2 separate regions of the Homo sapiens genome follow, and region 1 is linked to region 2. A link is an interaction called in ENCODE POLR2A ChIA-PET data of the cell type or tissue named here. Cell type or tissue: GM12878. All regions are shown on one strand. Links, peaks and the distances in the headings refer to the core of each region. The heading gives the core; the rest is flanking DNA. Region 1 overlaps PRKAR1B (protein kinase cAMP-dependent type I regulatory subunit beta). Region 2 has its middle 11 kb from the start of PDGFA-DT.

Evidence for each region. Peaks named below come from ENCODE experiments on the same cell type or tissue, not always from the same donor. Only the 100,000 strongest peaks of a DNase experiment are listed, where the experiment ranks them.
Region 1: POLR2A ChIA-PET joins it to region 2 with 5 read pairs; 3 of 35 experiments call an interaction of 5 or more read pairs at or near these places.

What each region holds. Positions count from the first base shown.
Region 1 is chr7:590,167-598,486 of GRCh38, forward strand. PRKAR1B (protein kinase cAMP-dependent type I regulatory subunit beta) reads right to left here. Exons shown (of 11, transcript NM_001164760.2): 7 at 5,980-6,138. Among named protein-coding and RNA genes, the nearest start is that of PRKAR1B-AS1, 8.5 kb to the right of the region's middle. RefSeq lists a silencer at 843-989. In GM12878, for the core only: no CTCF peak of the experiment used is centred there; a DNase peak (open chromatin) is centred at 3,385; H3K27ac peaks cover 987 bases.
Region 2 is chr7:526,774-535,093 of GRCh38, forward strand. No RefSeq gene overlaps it. Among named protein-coding and RNA genes, the nearest start is that of PDGFA-DT, 11 kb to the left of the region's middle. RefSeq lists a silencer at 3,914-4,110 and an enhancer at 6,249-6,806. In GM12878, for the core only: no CTCF peak of the experiment used is centred there; a DNase peak (open chromatin) is centred at 5,178.

The sequences.
Region 1 (8,320 bases), core at 286-8,285, 63 kb after region 2:
TCCAAGAGGAGTGTGGCTCCCACAGCCCTGAGCACCACCGGCCCAGCAAAGGGTGTGAAACCATAAGGGGACTCTGCTCCAAAGTATGTGCACATCAGCACAGCACGGCAGGACTCTGTCGCCCAAGGCACGCACCGGTGAGGAGAAGAGCTGCAGCTGAGAGCACAGAGCTGAACATGGCTGCAGGCCTGGTGGGCACAGCTGGGTGCAGCCACTGGAATCCTGGCCTGGCGGCACTGACCTTGCCACTCCAACGTGTGGCCCTCGCGTGCCCAGTCCAGGGGACCAAGAGACCAGCAGGGTGGGGGCGGGGCCCCGAGAGATGGGCACTTGGAGCCCAAGAGGCCAGCATCCGGGGAGAAAACAGCCCCAGGCCTTGCAAGTCACAGCAGACGCAGACGCAGGAGATGCAGGTGGGAACCCAGCCCTCCCCGATACCCAGGTCTCAGTTTCTCCATCAGCTCTGGGTCAGAGCAGCACTAAAATGGCTGTAAGCCCCAATTTTAGAGTCCAGGGGGTGTCCTATCTTCTGCCAAAGCCCTCCCCAAGGTCCCCTCTTTCTGGCAAAAGCCCACAGCCCAGCAGGTCCAGAAAAACCTCAGGAACTTGGCCCAAGACCAAGACGGTGCAGACGGCACTTCTCCACCCGCTGCGGGTGCCTGAACGAACCGGGCTTCCTCAGTGACAACGATCTTTTCAGAAACGCCGAGCCCAGGCCCGTCGGCAGCAGAAAGTGCCGCGTGTCTGCCCCCGAGAGCGGAGAGCGGGCCGGATGCCCGGGGCAGTGGCAGGCGCAATGACCCAGCCCAGGCCATTTTAGATTTCTGCCAGCCATAAAAAAAGCACTTCTTTTGAAAAATAATTTATAATTCACACTGACTGCCCAGCAATTACGCCCAGCCGGAGGAATGCAAGCGTGTTTTGCCCGGGGAACCTCAGACATTAAAGCCTCGTGCACCCGTCCATCTCTCGCGGCGGGGTGACAGCTGAAGGCTGCCAGGGGCCCCCGGGGGAGGGCCCGGCCCCAAAGACTGCCCCTTTTGGGATCATGTTCCTTCTGTGGCTGAGACGGTCGGTGAGGCAGGGCTGGGAGCTGGCCTCCGAGCTGGCCGGTGGGCACTGGGACCCCCACGTGGGGGCTCTGCAGTGTGTCTGCCGGCATCCCCAAGGGGGGCTTTGTGTGGGAAAAGGCAGGTGACCCCCATTTCCAGGTACAGGGCTTCCTCAAGCCCACGGCACGGGGAGGGCGGGGGCGCTAGAAGTGGCTTCTTAACACCGGTCCCACCCACTTCCCATGAGTCGGCTCGGGGGGCACGGGGCCTGGGTCCCGGCCTCAGCTCTGCCCCATCTTGCCAGCACCTACACACAGAAAGCCTGGAAAACTGGAGCGTTGATAACGGCTGCCAGGTGCAGCAGCTCACGCCTATAATTCCAGCACTCTGGGAGGCCAAGGCGGGAGGGTCGCTTGAGCTCATGAGTTTGAGACCAGCTTGGGCAACATATCAAGACTTCACCTCTATTAACAGAAAAAAAAAGGAAAAGAAAAATATATACAGCAGCCACTTCTCCAGCCTGGAGACGCACTGTCAGTGGGGTGAAATGACTGGTGATGCCTGACCCTCCCCACAATGGCCCCAGATGGCTGCAACACGGCCTCATCCCCTCACACTTCAAAGCCAGGAGGAGCAGATTCACACCACAGCCACACACCCCCAAAGTCGTGAGGTGAAGCCCACCAGAAAGCCAGCCCCGGCTCCCACGCACGGCTGTGGGGTTGGCAACTTCAGTCTGAAGGCACCGCTGTGGAACCCAGCGTGACAGACCCCAGGGCCAATGAGAAGAGAAAGAGGCCCAGGCAGGCGGAGCAGGGGTCGCCAGCTGTGAACGGTGCCCACTTTTCCTCCCACCAGGGCCTCCGTGAGGTGGACTTGCCAGGCAGGTCCCGGCTCTGATCCCCCCATGGATCAGGGTCCCCACGTGCACACTGTGTGACCCTCAGCACATCACGGCTGCCTCAGAGCTCCTGAGCCCACCGTCCCGCCCGAGTGAGGGTGCACACGGGCCCTCCCGGCTGCCGTGGCCTCACGTGGACACTGCAGGGCACTAAGCCCCGGTCGAGGCTCGGGGACCCTCCGTGACCTTAGCAGCGTCCTCGAGGCTACAAGTGACAAACTGCTTGTGCTGAGAAATGGAGAAGCCGCGTCCCTTCCCGGCCCCATTGGCTGTGCGGAGTCACTCCGGACACTGGTCCCCTCCTGGCCCCACTGGCTGTGCCGAGTCACTCCGGACATCGGTCCCTTCCCGGCTCCACCGGCTGTGCCGAGTCACTCCGGACACTGGTCCCCTCCTGGCCCCACTGGCTGTGCCGAGTCACTCCGGATACTGGTCAGCGGGGGCTGAGGGGCGGGGAGGGTCCAACCTCCACCAAAGACTCAGGTTCCAAGGGGGTCTTGGGCTCTGGATACCCCAGCACAGCCTCCACCACAGAATTCTACATCCATTGCTTCCAAACGCTGAGGTCCTGGGTAAGGATCAGGGTGAACAGAGGACTCCAAAGCTTACAAGAAAGAAAAATCAGGCCGGATACGGTGGCTCACACCTCACACCTATAGACCCAGCACTGTGGGAGGCTGAGGCGGGAGGATCACTTGAGCCCAGGAGTCCAAGACCAGCCTAGGTGGCATAGTGAGACCAGGTCTCTACAAAAAACAATTTTTTAATTAGTCAGGCGCGGTAGCACACGCCTGTAGTCCCAGCTACTCGGGAGGCTGAGGAGGGAGGATGGCTTGAGCCGGGGAGGCGGAGGCTACAGTGAGCCGAGATTGTGCCACTGCACTCCATCCTGGGTGACAGTGAGACATTGTTTCAAAAAAATTAAAAAAAACAAAAAGGTAAGAAAGAAAAAGCAAGTCTGGGGAGTGCTGGCCCCGGGCTGGGCCCCTGCCTGGGAGCCTAGAGGTGGGGTCACCCCATCCTTCCTCGGATAAAACGTGAAGCGGTGGAGGAAAGAGACGGGCATCAGGGAGTCTCCCAGATCAGACACTCTGGGATCCTAAACTGGAGTCAGCGTTCACATTTTGGGCGGTGGTCTACTTCCTGGAGACACCAGACCGGGTCTCCCGCGTCCCCCAGGTCCCAGCACGTCCCAGCTCGGGACTAAGGCAGAAACAGGAGCTGTGTGAGGAGCTCGGGGCCAATACAGAAACAGACACCATCCTGCAAATGCTCCCGTCCAAACCAGCCCGGCGCGGCCAGCTATTCTTAGCGCACAGGGACCCAAAATTAAAACAGAGGAAGCGCCAGCTCCCTCAGTGGTTTGGGAACTTCCCTGAATATAAGGTTCCAGCCACAAAAATCCCCCAGCCGGGAGCGACAGGGCGTCAAGGATGGTGGGGAAACGGCTTATGCAACGCCGGGCCAGGTGCGCCCAGAGGAGATGGGAACCGCTGTGCCCTCTTCCTGCCCCAAAACCGCTCCAGCCCCTCTCAGGGGGAGGGTGTCTCAGGGGACCCCTCCCACGCGGCGACAGAGGCCTCCCAGTGAAGGCAGGAGTGAGCGGGTTCAGACAGAAGAGAGGGAGCGTGCAACTCCTCCCAGGAGGCTGCACATCATCTGTTCTGTGTACTGGAGTATCCCCAGCAGCACAGGAGCCCCAGACCCAGGGTGGGCACCCCAGCAATGCCCCACAGGTGCATAAATGAGAAGCTCATGGGGTGCAGAATCTGATGAAACAGCCGCCCCAAAGACTGTGCGAACGCGCCATCCACAAAACACAAGAGCCGGCATCGCCGTGGGGCCGGGACAGGCCAGCGCCAGCAGGACACCGTCTCTCAGCTGGCCCATGGCCATCAAATCCTTGTTCCCCAATCAGACGACGCACTTCCAAGAGGGAAACCCAGGGTTGAACTTGCTCTCCCAGCTCACGGGGCTCCATCCTAAACCATCCCCCAGGACTCTCCCCAGTCCTGCCCTTGGGCGTCCTGGAACTGTGGCTCCCTCCTTAGGAATCACACCCACCCAGGCTGGCCTTCCAGGAGTCAGCCAAGCCCCCTAGAAGACACCAGGCCATTCACCTCCTGCCATAGCAACCAGGCTGGCCTCGGGCATGGAGTGGAGGGAACCATCCCAAGCAGGGGATGGAGGAGAGGCCGAGGACCCCGGCAACACCCACCTGGCTCAACCCCTCCTCGGCCGGGCTGGACCCCGGGACCCCAGGCCCCGAAGGAGAGGGCTCGGAGCAGACGCTGTCCGGGGCTGCATTGGCAACAAGCCCACCGCCACCAGGTTCTGCTGTGTCACCCCCAACCAGCTCAGAGGAGCCCCTGGCCCAGCGGTCATGGCTAGGTAAGGACAGAGTGGAGGGGTGCGGCCACCCAAACCACAGGCGCTGGCTCCTGGAGGCCTCTGCCCAGCGATGGGACAGAAGGAGCTGAGGAGGAGACCTGAGGCCATAAGGGGACACCTCCAAACTATGAAGGAACCCCAAGACCATGAGGGGACCCCCTAGACCACAAGGGGACCCCAAGACCATGAGGGGACTCCCCAGACCACAAGGGAAATCCCAAACCATAAGGGGACCCCTAGACCATGAGGGGACTCCCCCAGACCATGAGAGGACCCCAAATTATGAGGGGACCCCAAGACCATGAGGGGATCCCCTAGACCATGAGGAGTCCCCCCCAGATCATGACGAGACCACCCAAACCACAAGGGGACTCCAAACTATGAGGGTCCCCAGACCACCAAGGGACCCCAGACACTGTGGCAGACCCAGAGCTTCCCAGGATGAATGGCCGCACGGGGTGCTGTCTACGCTCACTGGATGGCCCCAAACCGGCCCAGGGAACTGGGTCCACATCTGGTCACAGCTGCCCTCAAGCTCCCACCGTGGCTCCTGAGCACTCTGACAGGGTGCTTCCTGCAGAAGCTGCGGGTCCTCGGCCTGGAGCCCTCCCCGCCCTCTCTGGACAGCGCCTCACTGCCCCACGCGGGAAGGCCTCCTCATCCACACAGGCCCCTCAGCCCTGGCCCAGCCCTGTGCTGCTGTTCCTCGGCCCTCACGCTCCTGGGCTGCTTCCGGCACCCGGGCGTCCTGCCCTGAGGCTCTGCTCAATGCCACCTTATCAGGGGGGTCTCTGAGGCCCCTCCACGGAACAGCAGTCCCCCCCGCCCCACTCCGTCTGCCTCCACCTGCTTCTCGGCTTGGTCCTTCTCCACAGGAATCACCCTCTGGGGCCGGGTGTTCACGGCCGCCTCCACCAGGACAAGACTCCAGCTGCCCTGCCTGTGTTCCCCACAGACCTGCACCCAGAACAGGGCCTGGCAGGTGGGGTGTGTGCGGGGAGGGCGTGGAGGGTCTCCTCTCCCTGGAAAGGGTCCTCCCCGGGCTCCCCACGAGCTCACCTCCAGGAGCCCCTACAAACACCAGCCGTGGCAGCTGAATCGGCCCATAGCACCCCCGCCGCCCACAGCAAGCACAGGCATACACCCACGTGTGCACACAACACACACAGTACAGGGTACGTGGCTCAGAGTAGATCTGGCCACATATAAGAAAAAAAGCTAAAAGCCCAAGAGTCAGTCCCCACACACAGGAAGCCCGTGGGTGAGCAGCCACCGTGTCGGCAGGGAACCACGCTCCTCACACCTCTTTGCTCCATCACCATGGTGAGTGGGTTTCACGCTCATAGTCACCTCCTGGCCCAACATGGCAGCTGGAGCACCAGCCATCACAACCACAGTCCAGACAGTGGGAAGGAGAAAAGGAGGACGGTGAAGGGGCCTCCCCAGCCACCTGTCTTCTAAGAAGCTTCCAGAATCCCTCCACCCCTTTCCACTCCTCTCACAGGCCAGATCTGTCAGGGAGGTTGGAAGTGTCTTTTCTCCAGGTGCATCCCCACCTTGAATAGAGCTAGGGTTCCCAGGGACGCCTGGCCAAGGGTGGGTGTTGGCCTTCTCTGTGCTTGGGCACCAACTCACCATAAGGATGCGCCGGTAGCTGTCCCGGTCGATCCCCCAGAGCTTGAGGTCCGTCTTGGCTTTCACGGTCGCAGCCCTGGGGGTGCCGTAGATGAGCGCCAGCTCCCCGAAGCTGCCTCCCTCGCTGATGTTGGTCACCCACTCTCCGTTCACGTACACCTTTGGGGAGCAAGAGAGAGAAGTGTCACGGGGGCCAGGCAGGGTGACCTCCTCTGCATCCCATACAGAAAGTCCCCCTTAGCTCTCTCCAGAAGAGGGTCCCCGCAGGGCGGGGCACAAGCCCTTTCGCTTGTGGGCAGAGCCCTGCGTTCCCCAGCAATGGGCCTGTGGACCCCAGTGCTCACCCCACCCCCAGCCCTGCTGAGAGCCACGGTGGGACAGCATCAGACCTCCACAGCAGGAGGGCCCAGCCGCCAGTGCCAATGAGACAACCACACCAGAGGCGGACGCACCCGGCCCCCGCTCTGCGGCACAGCGGCCCCAGCCTGACTCCCAGGCAGTGTCTGATTCAATCCGTCAACTTCTCACTCAGCCTCTCTGGGCCTCAGTTTCCCTAGCTGCACCGTGATGAGCTGGAGCCTGTGATCCCCACGGGGCTCTGCTCTGGGGACCTGTGTGCTTCCTCTCCACCCCAGGCCATTCCTCTGTCCCCACCTCCACCAGCACACACCACTGGGCCCCGAAGGAGCCGGGCGGCCTCAAGTGCAGACCTCTCCTGCCAGGGCCTCCCTCCCTACAGGCAGCGCCTGAGCTCCTCGGGCTGGAGTCTGAATGGGCGCCCTATGGCTGGGCGCTGCGGCCGAGCTGCGCCTGGGAAGGAGCCCAGACAAGATTCCCTTTCAGCCCGGGTGGGCCGCCGCCCCCGCACAGGGTGCCTACTATGCATTGAGCATCACAGTTGGGTCCGTGCAAGAATGGTGCAGATTGTTTATTATGCAGTGATTATGCAGATTCCGTTACTATAAATTGACACAATACACGCTTTATCCCCTCTGGGTGTCAATGAGCTTAAAGAATAGTTCCCATTGGCAAAGCAGTTCCCATTGGTTGCATATCGGGAAAGAATGGATTGCAATGAATCATGGAATCAATTCTTACTGAAATCAATGACTCATTATCTGGATAATAACTGAGGCACAGAGTCTTCTATCTGAAAGAAAAGGCCACGCAGGTGTAACTCCACAATTAGGTACAAGTGAGCGCTGGGGAGAACTGGTCGACCACGAACTTTCGGAGGCACAGGGGCGACTGCTGTGCAAAGGCAGACTCTGCCTGGCGGGGATGTGGGGATCATCTCCACCTGGCCCACCAGGCTCCCCAGTTCCTGGAGGGAGGCTGGAGCAGGATTACGGGGCAGAAGAAACACCAGCTTCCCCCCAGTGATCCCCTCCAGGAATCAGAAGACGGCCGTCCTTCCACGGAGCCAGAGAGTACCCACCCGCGCGTGCAGGGATACGTGGAGGAGGCAGCAACTCCAGCGTTTTAGGGGCGAGGGGACCTCAGAGAATGCCCTCCAGAACCTCTGCCTCTTGCTTCTCAAAGGGGACCCAGAGCTAGGGGAGGACTGGCGATGAAGCCGGGGGAAGGGCCTGCGATGGCCGGGGCACAGCCTGGCCTGCGGGCGATGAAGCTGGAGAGGGCCTGCAATGGCCTGGGCACAGCCTGGCCTTCCGCCTCGCAGTGGACACTCCCACTTTGCCTAAGGTTTTGTCAAAACCAGTTTATGGAGGCAGAACTTGCAAATAGGAACGTGCCCAACTCTTGCAGCACAGTGAGTTTCACATCGCTCAGATCGGGGCCTCACAAACTCCCAGGGGACTCTTCCCCAGAGGGATCCGGAGCTCACCCTGTGGGTCTCACCGTGTCTATCCACGCTGCAGGTGACGGACTCCAGGGTCCACAGCACGTCGTGCTGCCAGGAGCATCCCTGTACGTGACATGCACGCCTGGGGTGGCAGTCGCCACTGGCACAGCTTCAGGAGGCATTCTGCACTAAACACCATCACCCTCCAGCACCCTCCAGACTAAACACCATCACCCTCCCTCCAGCACCCTCCGCACTAAACACCATCACCCTCCAGCACCCTCCACACTAAACACCATCACCCTCCCTCCAGCACCCTCCACACTAAACACCATCGCCCTCCCTCCAGCACCCTCCACACTAAACACCATCGCCCTCACTCCAGCACCCTCCGCTCTAAACACCATCGCCCTCCCTCCAGCACCCTCCACACTAAACACCATCACCCTCCCTCCAGCACCCTCCACACTAAACACCATCACCCTCCAGCACCCTCCACACTAAATACCATCACCCTCCCTCCAGCACCCTCCACAC
Region 2 (8,320 bases), core at 187-8,186:
CTGTTCCTCTCGTGACCGTGGATGGTTGGGAGCAGCCTGTGGTCCCTCATTCCATCCGGTTTTGAGGGCCTCACCGCTGTCTAAAGGTGCAGGTTAGACATCGGGAGAGGCGAAGGAGCCAGGCCAAGCCCCCGCGCCCCTGACCTTCCTCGGCCTCTGCTGAGGGAAGAGGATGAGACGCCGGCCCTGCCCCATGGAAAAGACCCCAAATCGGGGTGACCAGCACCTCCCTTGAGCAGAAGCACAAATCTGACCTTCACCAGCAGGGCTGAGGTGGAGGGGACCCGAGCTCATGGGGCAGAGAAAGGAAGTGGCCTGTCGCGGCCAGAGAGAGGGGCAGCCAGAAAGCCACATGCATGTATGCATGGGAAGCACAGAAACTTCTAGAACAAAGAAAGTATGTGGGTGGGAGGGGGAGGAGGAAGGTTAAGCATACTGTACTTTTATTTATTCATTTGAGACAGGGTATCTCTCTGTCACCCAGGCTGGAATGCAGGGGCACGATCTCAGCTCACTGCAATGCCCACCTCCCAGGTTCAAGCGATTCTCCCACCTCAACCTCCCGAGTAGCTGGGACTACAGGAGGGTGCCACCACGCCTGGCTAATTTTTGTATTTTTAGTAGAAACAAGGTTTTGCCATGTTGGCCAGGCTGGCCTTGAACTCCTGGCCTCAAGTGATCTGCCTGTCTTGGCCTCCTAAAGTGCTGGGATTACAGGCGTGAGCCACCACAAGGCCAACCATATCTTAGAGCCACAATAATCAGAACAGTGTGGCACCCATGTGACCAGAGACCCCAGAAAAGGCTCTGTTGTAAATGAAGAATTTTAAAAGACATTGAAAGGATTGTGGATTAAATGCAGTTGAAGCTGTTCTAAAAAAAAAAAAATCTGATGAAATCCTCATTTTACCCCACACTAACTTCAGATGTATTAAAAATTAAGTTTATATATATATATTAAAAGGTTCAGGGATAAACTTGTACCACGTGAAGCAAGGATAGGCACACATCCCCTGCCACATTCCTGCCAAAGATGTTTAGCCCTGATCGGACCTCAAGGAAACAAGGAGACAACCCAGACTGAGACACATTCCACTTAACACCTGGCCTGACCTGCAAAAACATCATTGCCATGAGAAAAGCACCAGAGGGCGACCGTTCTAGACTAACAGGAACTTAAAAGACCTGACAACTCAATGCCATGTTCCATTCTTGATGGACTCCCACATTCAAACCAGCAGGCAGCTCAAAAGCTGATTGGGACCACTGGGGAAATATTAGATTACTTTATTGTATCACTGTTGAGTCCTTTGGGTGTGCTGATGGTGTGATGGTGGTGCAGGAGGACCTCCTTGTTCTTGGGTGATGCCATGGCAGTTGGGGTAAAGTGTCATGATGTTTGCAGCTTATTTTCAAATGGTTGGGAGGGGAATATAGATGATGGACAGACAAATGATGAATAGATAGATGATTGATGGAGGGATGGATAGATAATGAATGGATGGATGGATACATGGTGGATGAATGGATGCATAGATGAATGAATGGATGGATGGATTATGGATGGATAGGTGATGAAGGAATAGATGATGGACAGATGGGTAGATGATGGATGGATGAATAGAAAGATGGATGGATGGATAGATAATGGATGGATAGATGATGGATGATGGATGGATAGATGATGAATGGATGAATGGATACATGGTAGATGAATGGACGCATAAATGAATGGAGGGATTACAGATGGATAGGTGATGACGGAATAGATGATGGACAGATGGGTAGATGATGGATGGATGATGGATGAATAGACAGATGATGGATGGATGGATAATGGATGGATGGATACATGATGGAGAGATTGATAGATGATGGATGGGTGGATGATGGATGGACAGACACATGATGGATGAATGGATGGATAGACAATGGAGGGATGGATACATGATGGATAGATGGGTGGATGAATGGATAGAAGATGGATTGATGGATATAGATACATGATGGATGGATGGATAGGTGATAATGAATAGACAGATGATGGATGGATGGATAGGTGATACATGGGTAGATGGGTGGAGGGATTGATAGATGATGGATGGATAGATGATGGATGGATAGATGGACAGAAGATGAATGGATATATGATGGATGGATGGATGGATGAGTAGATGGATGGATGGATGGTAGAGTGATAGATATAGGTAGATAAATATAGAGATAGATATAGATAGAAATGAGAGATAAAATGGGGACAACAGGTGAATGAGGTGAGGGGTATACAGCTGTTCATTGTATTATTCTTATGACTTTTCTGTAAAATTGAAGTTTTCAAAACAAAAAGTGGTGGAAAAAAGCTAATTCCTATTTCCTAGTTTTCCCATAGTTTATCAAACTTCTAAAATGGAGAGAACGTTCAGAACTTAGAAAGCACAGAGCAAACCCCAAATAAAAGACTAGAAGGAGTGTTACGTTTCATGTTTTATTATTTTTAAAAGGCTCTCCAAACCTTTTTATTTTATTTTTTGAGATGGAGTTTCACTCTTGTTGCCCAGGCTGGAGTGCAGTGGCACGATCTCGGCTCACTGCAACCTCCACTTCCCAGGTTCAAGTGATTCTCCTGCCTCAGCCTCCCAAGTAGCTGGGATTACAGGTGCCCGCCGCCACACCTGGCTAATTTTGTATTTTTAGTAGAGATGGGCTTTCTCCATGTTGGTCAGGCTGGTCTGGAACTCCTGACCTCAGGTGACCCGCCTGCCTCGGCCTCCCAAAGTGCTGGGATTACAGGTGTGAGCCACCGCACACGGCCTTTCATGTTTTAAGTTTAAAAAAAAGACCGTTGGGTTTGACAGTGTAGACAATCGAAAGATCTCGTAAAAAATTTAAAATCTAAACAAATGGAATCCTTTAGTTTTGCGTTACACTTAATTTCCAGTGTCCCTGTGTTCTTATCTGCATGTACAGAACAACATATTTGCCACATTTTTAAAGCACATTTATATATCGGGGTCTCTGCTCATGCTCAGAAAACCACTGATGATGTGCAGGAGAATCACAGCTGGGAAGAAACACAGGAGGACCTTTTCCTTCATCACCAACCATGCCCCCCCCCAGCCTCCACCCCCGCCCCGAGGGAGAGGCCTGGGGAGCACAGGCTACTTTCTGAGCTTCCGGAAGTTGCAGGTCAACCTGGCGGCAATTTGGCACCAGGAGCCACCAGTGTGGCCGCGGCCCCTGACCCTGTAATCCCACATCGGGCACCCAGCCTAAGAAAACGACACGTTTGCTTCAAGGGCTCAGAGCACCAGGATTTAAAACAGCAACTAGGAACAACCTAAGATCCTAGGTGCTCCGAGATCAAGATGCCAGAAAATAAATCAAATCAAATCAAATCCCAGGCGCAAACGGCCCTCGTGTTCTTACCCCTCCTCTCGCTGTTGGAAATCGCGGCTCCATTTATGGGTGGACAGAAAGACAGCCTCCTAGCACCGGGCTTATAGCTTCCACGCCCTGTTCTTCTCCAAGCCCTCGCCCGGCGCTGCCCGGTCCTCAGGGCGCGACACGACGCTGCCCGCTGAGGCGTCAGAGCTTGGGGCTGCTTGTCACGTTTCCTCCACACCCAGCGTCCGGATGCTCTGTGATGTGTTAATGTTACTTCTCTAAGAATCACTGTTGCTTCTGGGGTTTTTTTGTTTCTGTTTTTGTTTTGAGACGCAGTCTCGCTCTGTCACCCAGGCTGGAGTGCAGTGGTGCAATCTCGGCTCACTGCAACCTCTACCTCCCGGGTTCACGCCATTCTCCTGCCTCAGCCTCCCGAGTAGCTGGGACTACAGGCGTCCGCCACCACGCCCGGCTAATTTTTTTGTGTTTTTCAGTAGAGACAGGGTTTCACCATGTTAGCCAGGATGGTCTCGAACTCCTGACCTAATGATCTGCCCGCCTCAGCCTCCTGAAGTGTTGGGATTACAGGCGTGAGTCACGGCGCCTGGCCCCAGAAATGCTGTTGCTTCTGTTTTATAAGAGGCACTGGGGCATGAAAAGCTATATCTCTGATGGGGCTGTGTGCCTGGCGGGTCCTGCCTGGCTCTGGCCCCCAGGTGCCCTCTGAACGGACAGTGCTGCCTGGGGACGCCCCTGGCCACACAGGCCAGCCCCCGCCACTGGGCCAGCAGAGCTGGGCTTTAGAGTTGACCTCCTGCCGACTGTGTGACCTCAAGCAACTCACGCTGACGCCCTGAGCCTCAGTTTACCCGTCTGGGATGCGATGACTGCCACTCCAGTGCTGCTGTGATGGGAAAAACAGAAGCCGTGCTGAAGACCCTCCCGGCCCCTGCAGACTTGCCACCAGCCTGGTCCCTGTTCCGCCAAGCCTGGGAGTGGGGCCGGGCAGGGGCAGGCGGGGCAGGGGCAGGGGCGGGGGGCGGGGGGCGGGGGCCAGGGTGGCAGGGGGTGGGGGGCAGTGCTCAGCGGGTGGGCTGGTTGGGGGCGTGGCTGTCCTGTGACGGTGCCGTGGCTCGGTGGGCTGGCCTCAAGGGGAGGCTGGAGGGTCTGGGTGACTCCTCTTCCTGGCTGAGAGAGACTGCTTCACCCACACTGCCCTTGGGGGCCAAGTGAGGTGTGGGGGCAAATGGCTTTCTTGTGAAACAGACTCCGAACACCCTGGGGTAGGCACCAAACCATGCTGAGGAATAAAGAGCTGAGAAGTGGGAGGGAGACAGTAAACTGAAGGAGAATAGGAAAGAGGAGGAAAAGGAGGTGAGCAGGGAGGTGAGCAGGGAGGTGAGCCACGAGGTGGGGGGTGAAACAGAGAGAGGAGGTGAGGGAGGAGGTGAGCCCCAGGGTGGGGTGAGAGAGGAGGAGACAGGGGAGGTGAGGGGGACAGGGGAGGTGAGGGGGACAGGGGAGGTGAGGGGGACAGGGGAGGTGAGGGGGACAGGGGAGGTGAGGGGGACAGGGGAGGTGAGGGGGACAGGGGAGGTGAGGGGGACAGGGGAGCCACGAGGCGGAGGGTGAAACAGAGAGGAGGAGATGGGGGAAGTAAGCCACAGGGTTGGGGGTGAGACAGAGAGGAGAGGGGGTGAGAGAGAAAGGAAGTAAAAGAGCAAGAGAAGGTGAGAGAGAGAGGAGGTGAGAGTCAGAGAGGGAAGTCCCCAGCCCCGTGCCCACTCCATGGCTGCCTGGTCTTTCCCCTCAGCCCACGCAGAGAGCAGGGGGAAGCTGGTCCTCCCACCCCAACGCCCGTCAGGACCACGCTCACATCACTGCAGCAGACGGGACTGCATACGTACAGCATGGTGCCAACCAGTGGGACATGGAGACACCATCTCTCTGACCCCCAAACAGAACCTGACGTGCGCAGGTGTCCTAAACCAGCAGGACTCCCCAGTAGGCCCTGCAGGTGCAAGATCGAGCTCCAGTTTGCGGCTGAGGAGACCCATTGACGTCCACGCTCATGGTGGCCCTGACCTGGGAGCTCAGGGGGTGAGGCCAGGCGGGGGAACTCCTGTGTCCTTGCTGAAGTTCTGCGTTGGGGGCTGGTGACCTGACTGCTTAGCCTCCTGCAGGAGGATCCAGCTGCCCGTCATCTCCCACCTGTGAGTTTCCAGACAGGAAGAGAGAAAGCCACAGCCCACCCCACCTGGGTCTATCCTTAGACATCATGACCCTTGGCTGTAATGACAAGAACCCAATGCATTCTGGCCCAAGAAAGCAAGAGAATGCATTGGTCTATGTACCTGTTGAGCTCAGGAGTGAGCAGTTTCAGGCATGGCTGGATCAGGGCCCTCGGCCCGTGTCTTCAGAGCTGTCTCCTGCCCTCATCTCCCTTTCACGGCGGCAGGAAAGCAGACTAACACCCTCGCTGCCCCAGACTCTTGGAGTGGCTGGATCAGGCACTGGGACCTCGTCTCCCTTTCACAGCAGCAGGACAGCAGACTGACACTCAGCCTCACACTCACTGCCCCAGACTCAGAGCTGCGAAGCTGCATCTCACTGGCTAAGTCTGGGCTCGTGCTGCCCCAGGTCAGTGACCATGGTTGGGGACAATGCTCTGCTTGGCCAGATCTGGACACAGCACCCAGGACCCCTAGGGTCACCAATGAGAAATGGCCCCCGGCCCTCCAGGCAGAAGAGAACACCACGCTCCTCCCTTCCCAGGCCTGCCTGAGGGGACTTCCCTGTCCTCACCCAACTGCAGCTCCCGCACTGTCCTGGCTGGGCGACCTGTGACCCCTGGCAACTGTAACCCCAGACATAGCTGGCGAGCACTTAGCTGGAGCACTGAGGCGTGGGGTGGGAGAGACCTGGGGCTCAAACCTCCCCTCTGAGTGACCTCGGCACACTCTTCCTCCTTGGGGTCTCACCCCCTGGCCATTGGGCGAGGATTCGGGTGAGCAGTGGGTGAGCTCTGAGGTCCCTCCCTGTCTGGACCACTGGAGAAGCCATTTTGGCCTGGGGCTGTTTTTCTGGACAGGAGAGAACAAAATACATCAGATAATCTTATCCTCGCCTCGCTGTGACCCAAGGTGCACCTCTGGGCTGTGGCACAGACTCCCCTCTGGTGGGATAGCATCCCCCTGCCCCTGCGTGGAAATGGCAGAAACCAGGCTTCCCCCAGCACCCGGGACGTCCAGTCCCGCGGGGTGCCAGACGTGGGTGGAGGGAAGGAGGGAGGTGGCAGCTCCGCCGCTGGCTGCTGTGCACCTTGGATGGGTTGCTTTCGTCTCTGAGCCCCGGTGGCCTAAAGGTGATAAGGCGCAATGCAGCCCACGTGGCTGCTAGTGAGGGCTGTTTACAGGAACACCGCAACAGGCTCAGCACAGACATGGTGCGTAGCCCAGGGCAGCTGGCACTCGTCCTGGCCTGGGGGAGAGGGCTGTGTGTGATGAGGGGTGCACAGACCCACTGCCTGGCATACAGCAGGTGCCCAGTGAACAGGAGCAATTCTGCCCCACCCTGGTGGGACAGGAGCCCGGTCAGTGCCCTGCTCTTCACAGCCTCGTCTGTTGGGCTGGACAGCAGGCAGCCCCCTGAGCCGCAGGTGCCCGGTGATCCCACCTAGCACAAGCCAGACCTTCCAAGCCCTCAGCCGCAGCCAGGACCACAGCGCACCCCTCATCCTCGAAATCCAAAATAATCCACACAGCAAACTGTGGTGTCCAGAATGATCCCCAGATCTGCTGACTGTAAACTTCTGGGTGAGATTACCAGAGAGGGCCCGTCACTCTGTCTCCCCACTCATCTCGCTATCTCTGTATTGCTGTTTCTGTTCTGGTCTCTCCCCCCGGTCTCTGTCTCCCTCTCTCTCCATCTCTCCCCATGTCTCTGTCTCTCTCCATCTCTCCATTTCTCTCTCTCTCGCTCGCTCACTCTCCCCCTTGCTTTGATAGTGTGATTTAAGACACTTCCATTCAACAGTATTTTAAGTTTTTGTAGCAACAGGATCTTGCTAAGTTGCCCAAGCTGGTCTCCAATTTCTGGCCTCAAGCTATCCTCCTGCCTCAGCCTCCCAAGGTGCTGGGATTACAGGGGTGAGCCACTGCGCCCGGCTGCATTCAACAGTATTTATTTTGCACGTACTGTGTACTCTGTGTCCACCCCGTTCTAGTCAGGGGACGCAGCAGGGACACAGTCCCACCCTCATGGGACTGGACATCTGGAAGGTGAGGATGGGTGACAAACACGTGAACCAGGGGCTTAACCTGCCTGTTGGACAGTCTGGCTATTTCAGCTGATGCGTTCAGCTCCAGAAAATAGAAACTCAGCCCAAACACAGTCAGGGATCTTACTGGGAAGCCCAGAGGCGGGATTCAGGAGAGGTCTGATCAAGGGTCCGGCTCCACATCTTGGTCCTCCTCTTGGGTTCCCTCATGGTGACAAGACGGCTGCCAGGAGCGGCTGGAGAGCCCTGGTTCTCGTCAGCAAGAAAGAGTGCGAACCACCCGTCTGCCTACCGGTAAGATCAATGAAGCTCTTTCTCAGAACGCAGTCCTTGGCCAGGGGGCTGAGATGCCCACTCCTGAACTGCCATCCGACCCATGGATCGCCTGTTGTGAAGAGCGCCACGACCTCGCCAGCACTGACCCCTCTGGTCAGTTCTCTTATCTGATAGGACATCACTGCAGCATTGCACACCTGCCCCCGATGTGCCGCCTTCTCCTGTTTCAGGACCCCCAGCCCTGTGTTCTGGAGTCAACCCCGGCTACTCCTTCCCGGGCTCCTCTTTTCTTTATTGTTTTATCTTGTGAGACAGGGTCTTGCTCTGTTGCCCAGGCTGCAATCACAGCTCACTGCAATTTCCACTTCCCAGGCGTAGGTG